Linked DNA regions of Homo sapiens: region 1 is linked to region 2. The links are chromatin contacts, found by Hi-C or POLR2A ChIA-PET in ENCODE. All regions are on one chromosome and are shown on one strand. Each heading gives the region's core, a stretch centred on a gene start or an enhancer-like site at or near the end of the contact. The rest is flanking DNA. Distances are from core to core; before and after follow the strand shown.

Evidence for each region. A loop is a pair of places that touch in the nucleus more often than their neighbours do. ChIA-PET counts read pairs that join two places held with the same protein, here RNA polymerase II (POLR2A). Pooled maps may share reads with other maps.
Region 1: POLR2A ChIA-PET joins it to region 2 with 12 read pairs in A673. The contact joins two enhancer-like sites. A Hi-C loop is called at or near these places in 1 of 168 maps with a recorded cell type or tissue (heart left ventricle) and 1 of 50 pooled maps. POLR2A ChIA-PET finds 5 or more read pairs at or near these places in 4 of 52 experiments (A673, AG04449, activated B cell and 1 more).

Annotation. Positions count from the first base shown.
Region 1 is chr5:143,395,218-143,397,917 of GRCh38, reverse strand. The region is part of intron 2 of NR3C1 (nuclear receptor subfamily 3 group C member 1); the gene reads left to right. Among named protein-coding and RNA genes, the nearest start is that of NR3C1, 7.1 kb to the left of the region's middle. Within about 2 kb of position 1,404, at least 4 of the 41 ENCODE cell types and tissues checked have a DNase peak (open chromatin) inside an H3K27ac peak, as active enhancers do.
Region 2 is chr5:142,945,599-142,948,298 of GRCh38, reverse strand. All of the region lies in intron 11 of ARHGAP26 (Rho GTPase activating protein 26), which reads right to left. Among named protein-coding and RNA genes, the nearest start is that of ARHGAP26-AS1, 78 kb to the right of the region's middle. Within about 2 kb of position 1,283, at least 2 of the 41 ENCODE cell types and tissues checked have a DNase peak (open chromatin) inside an H3K27ac peak, as active enhancers do.

The sequences.
Region 1 (2,700 bases), core at 155-2,654, 450 kb before region 2:
AAACTTATTTTCCATTTGCTATGAACTTTTAAACCCTATAAAATCTGGGATATAGAGTATAAGTAGATGAACATAGTTACTCTTAAATCACTAAAGGTGATTTTAATGCTTTAACTTTTATAGTACTTCATGACATAAAGTATCTTTACGTATTTTTAATTTGGGTCCCATAACCTTATGGAGGTAGTAGGCAAGGCAATGATGATGCGGCTCTTTAGAAGTTCTTTAATATCAAATGAAATTATTATTTTTATGCCAATCTGTGATTGGGAAATATAATCAGTAGTCTGTGTCCTAACAAGAAGGTATAATACTTTATACAGGGTATTTTGTTAATATTTGAAGATTTTATACCTTATGGCATTAACTTAGCACTGGGAACTATGATTACCCAAAACAAAGCTTCATCCAAATAAATTGAAACAGTGTTTCTTTTAAACCATCATTGAATTAGTCTATTGTTTCCAAACAACAGCCCTGATATAGCTAAAATTAGTTGCTTTCTCTTCTCTATATGTTACATGACTGTAGCCAAACATTTGCTATGACCAGTGACCCTGAGTGATCAGCAAATAATCAACACATTGAGACCACAACTTGAATACTGACCTTCTGACTTTACGAAGAAAAATATTAAATGCCACTAATAACTTGAATTCCTTTTAAATTAAAAAAAGTTATAAATTGCAATTTGACTTTTTAAAATGCCACCTAAAATTGTTTTTATCAGAATACTTAAAAAAAAATCCTCACTTTATTCTCTGGGGGTGGGAAGAGGCAATTCCTTCCTTCCACCACAACATTGAATTATCACATAAAATTGTAAAATTATGAATATTATGATTGAGCTTAGTAAAGCATTTTCTAAGTTCATTTATAGTAAAACAAGAGAAACCTTATTCTCAAAATCTATTCTTTAAGTAAAACAAACTAGTCATTCTAACTTAATATGCTTTTAAAAATACTGAAGTTCAGTACATTTAGCATAAACTTATTGACGAAGGCACATTTCTGCATTATTTGATTTTCAGCCTTGTTTCATTTAAGCATTAATGACAGAGGTAGAGAACAGAAATGGTTTTAGGTGGTATTAGAGCTTTTATTGGGATTATGTTGAAATTTTAGTGTTAAAAAATTGTTCGTATCCTGAAGGGAGGGATTATTGGAGAGAATGAATGATGTAGGATGAACTTGTAAATTCAGTTTTCGGCAGAGTCTAAAATTAAGTGATGATTGGCACTTAATGAAGCTACTAAAATTTATGTAGATTTTAATGTCTCATTAGTAATCGCATCTGTATCTGGTTTTATAAAAGTAATGAAATTGAAGACCTGTACAAATACAGAATGAATGAAGCAAATTCTGCTAACATCATGTTGAATGTTTTCTCAGAAAAAGAGGAAATACGAAGAGAAGAGATTTGTTTTGACTGTGATTTACCCTCACCCCCATGGATACTTTCTTTACTTCCTACCTTTTTTCTTTTTCTTTTCCTTCTAAAGATTCTGGCAATGGGTGTTTCAGTGTTTTTTAAGCTTAATATTTCTGGTACTCATTTATGTAAAGTGATTTCTGAATGTTAAAGGAGATTTCTTTTTAAATATATTTTCACTTATTTTTAGCTTTATGATGAGAATCTTATTTTTTAAATCTGTAACTTGTTATGGCTACATGATTAGTAAAAAAAGTTTTTAAAACACACTGTGTATTCAGGTGTGTCATTTTAGTGTGAAATGACTAATGCAGAAATATGTGACTAGCATGTGGTCAGATTTTATTGAAATTACTTACGATGTTTCTATGGCTAGTCCCCTTGTATTTTTATAATTGGTAACATAATTCATATGTTATTTTGGTCTTGTCTATTTGTGTTACATGTATTTTAGTCTGACCACTTTTGCTACTTATTTAATGTTTATACATTTTATGAAAGACTTATTCTGAAATATACCTTGCATAAATGTAGGTTAAATGCAAATTGTATTAATAGTGAAATGGATATGTGGGTAGAGATCACTTTAGGGGCCTTTTGAGATTTAGTGAAGGAAAGATTGGATCAAAAGGGTTTACTTTAATGTGACTGCCTAATGTGAAAGTCGGAACATCTGCATTAATTGGTTAGTTACATAAATCTTAGTCTACTCTGGCCTGCAGGTGACTGAAACAGCCCAGGAAATCTTAATTTACATTAAGCTTAGACAAGGTCTGAGGCTTAGGCTTAGTTCTTAAAGCACATTCTTTTTTACTTTAATGATTATTCCTAATTTTAATGAGCAGTGGGTTCTCATTGTGTACTAGTACTTAGGTGGGCAAATTAAATAAGCAAAATAGGTTTGTGCTGAATAGCATTTACCCTTCTGAGGACATCCTGGTAATATTTTCATCAAGAGTAATTGTGTAATGCAATATTTACAGGTATTTGCCAGATTAATGGGCACTTGTTTTCATATTTCTGAGTCATGGAAAATATACATTGATGATTCCTGTTGCATAAAGAGTTTTCAAGAAAATTTTGTTGAATTAAGCTATAACTACAAAAAAAAATCCATTACATATTGACCTTTAGAAAGGATTTTTAAAAGCCCATGCTGTCCTTATTTCTGCAGCTTCAGAGAGCCGACTGCTCTTATTTTCTTCTGGCATATTCTATTAATACTTGGGTTTTGTATTTTTCAAGTAAATAAAATATTCCTATTGAGA
Region 2 (2,700 bases), core at 34-2,533:
GTGCTAGAGACAGTGTTACAAACTTCCCAACCAATTCCTGATCCCTGGGCTCTAATAAGCCTTCTGACCTGAGACTTTCTCTGGTGTGACATTTAGTATATGGTTTCTGCCATATACTAAAAATTACTAAGAAAAGGAAAAGGCATCCTGAATCGCTTGAAAGTGCCACGTCTAAAGTGCCGCATCAAAGCCCGCGTCTGAAAAGGGAAACATGCTCTTGGGTTCTCTTTTTTAAATCCATTCATTCAAAAAAAAATGTTTTGTTTAAGACACAAGGTATGATTATGTTGCCCAGGCTGGAGTGCAGTGGCCATTCACAGGTGCAATCACAGCACACTATAGCCTCAAACTCCTGGGCTCAAGTGATCCACCCGCTTCACACTCCCGAGCAGCTGGGATTCCAGGCGTACACCACTGCACCTAGTTTAATAATAAATATTTATTGAACATGGATTCTCAATCAGTATACTCAACGATCTTGGCCAGGGGCTGTTCTAGGTTCTGGGATTATAGTGAAGAACAAGAAAGTCAAGATCCTCGCCTTCATGGATTTCCATTCAGAGTGGCCCAATAATGAACAAAACCCAAGACATTCAACAAATCAACTTGAGTATAGACTAGTTAACAGAAAACCACTCAATTTATTGCCTCCAAGTTAATTCAGTGAGTAATAGGTGCTTATTATGTTTCACAGCACTCTACTAAGCACCCTAACAAAAATTTTAAGGTTATAACAGACAGGATCAATCCCTGCCCTCAGCAGGTCAACATCTCCCTGGCATGACAACACACAGAGGTAAGAACTAGGCAGAGAAATTGCCAAAGAAGGGTATTGGTATCCATCCAAAATGCCTTGCATAGCCAACAACTACTGTAGGAGAAAGATGACATTCATCTCAGCAAAGTAGTAATAAGAAGAGATTAAGTTAAGAAGTACTCCAGTATATTCAATGCTAGGCAGCAGCACCACCATCCCTCCCTCCCTCCAAATGAACAAACAAAAAGTCCACATCAATTTACCCCAAGAATGTTGATGATTTCCTTAGTTTGGCTGAGATAAAGCTCTCTTTAGATTTATAGTGAAAACTAACTAGCAATGGTTAATTGCAAGAGGACATATTTCTAACCTGAGAGGTCTCTCAGCTCAGTTTCTCCCTCCACCCCATCTCTCTCTCTCTCTTTTTTTTTTTTTTTTTTTTTTTTACTTTTAAAAATAAAGAGGTAGAAAGTGGGGAACCTTGCTTTTCTGGGCATTGGGTCAAGACCACACAGAGCGTGGGAGCAATGGCAGCTGGCTGGGGCTGGCTAAGGCCGCACTCCCTTTGCTCTGCCTTTGGCCATAACCACTAGACCGCACGTTTGCACTATTTTCCAAATAACCAAAAGGGAAGACTTTTAAAACCATACTAGAACATAACTTTGTTTTTAGGATGTGTTTACTTGTTCTGGTAAAGGTCATGGGGCAGGATTTTGGGGAACACAACTAAAAAGAATGCAGTAAAACTGGCATCATAAGCTCTCTCAATTTGACCACATTTGAGCCCAGTTCAGCAAATCCAAAGATACATTTTCAAAAATGCATATCCTGTTTCACACCTCACCACAAAGCAAACAACCTAATTTGCAGACTTTCTAATACTCATAATGCCTCTAGGTCCTCCTGTCAACATGTGTTTTTAAATATCATCTTTGATTTGATCACTAACAAATATTACCACTTTCTGGTTTTTGGAGAATAAGAAAAAGCTGCAGAAATTGACAGAAAAGCCAGCTCCATCATTCTTCAAATGAACAAAGTCTCACTCTTATAAGAACTTTCTTTTGCAAATTGCATTTCCCACAAAGAAAAAAAAAATTGAAGCTAATCCAACCATAATCTCCACTCCCACAAATCACTGCCCAATATCTGAAAGAGGGTCAATGTAACTGGTGCTGTTGCTGGAGGTGAGAGGTCACAGCTCGGAATGTCTAGTAAGATCATATTATGGCCTCAAATGTCTTTAAACCAACAACTACAATACAGATAACAAACTGTATAAGGAAGAATATATGATGTGAGTAGATAGGGTAGAAGATACAATGTTCAAAAGCAATAGATGTATTACAAGGAAATCTACAAAACTGAGATTGAATATATGTCAGAGAGGCTTTAGAAGATGCAGAGAGAGAAACTTAAGTGGTTTGATTATGGAAATGTATGAATTATTACCTAGATGAAGGGAGGATAGTGACAACAGTTCCCAGATACACTGCAAGATGGGAACAGAGATAGGATGCTCTCCTGATGTTCAACTATCTGGACATCAGCTAGTGGTGATGTTCCTTTAAAAAGCCAAGCCTCTAACTGTTCCAGGTTAAATGAGACTGAGGAGATGTGACAACTAATTGCAATATGTGATCTGGGATAAAAGACACTGGACCAGAAAAATATATATATTAGTGAGATAACTGGCAAAATTTAAGACTTGTAAAATAGATAATAATATTGTATCAGTGTTAATTTCCAGGTCTGATCATTGTACTGTGTTATGTAAGACACTAACATTTAGGTTATCTGGGTGGAAAGTATTCTGGAATTCTTTGTAATATTTTTGTAACATTTTTATGTCAGAAATTATTTCAAAATAAAAAGTTTAAAAAAAACTTTTAATGAGCTAATGCAAACACACACACACAACCAAGCCTCTGATAAATTCTTGA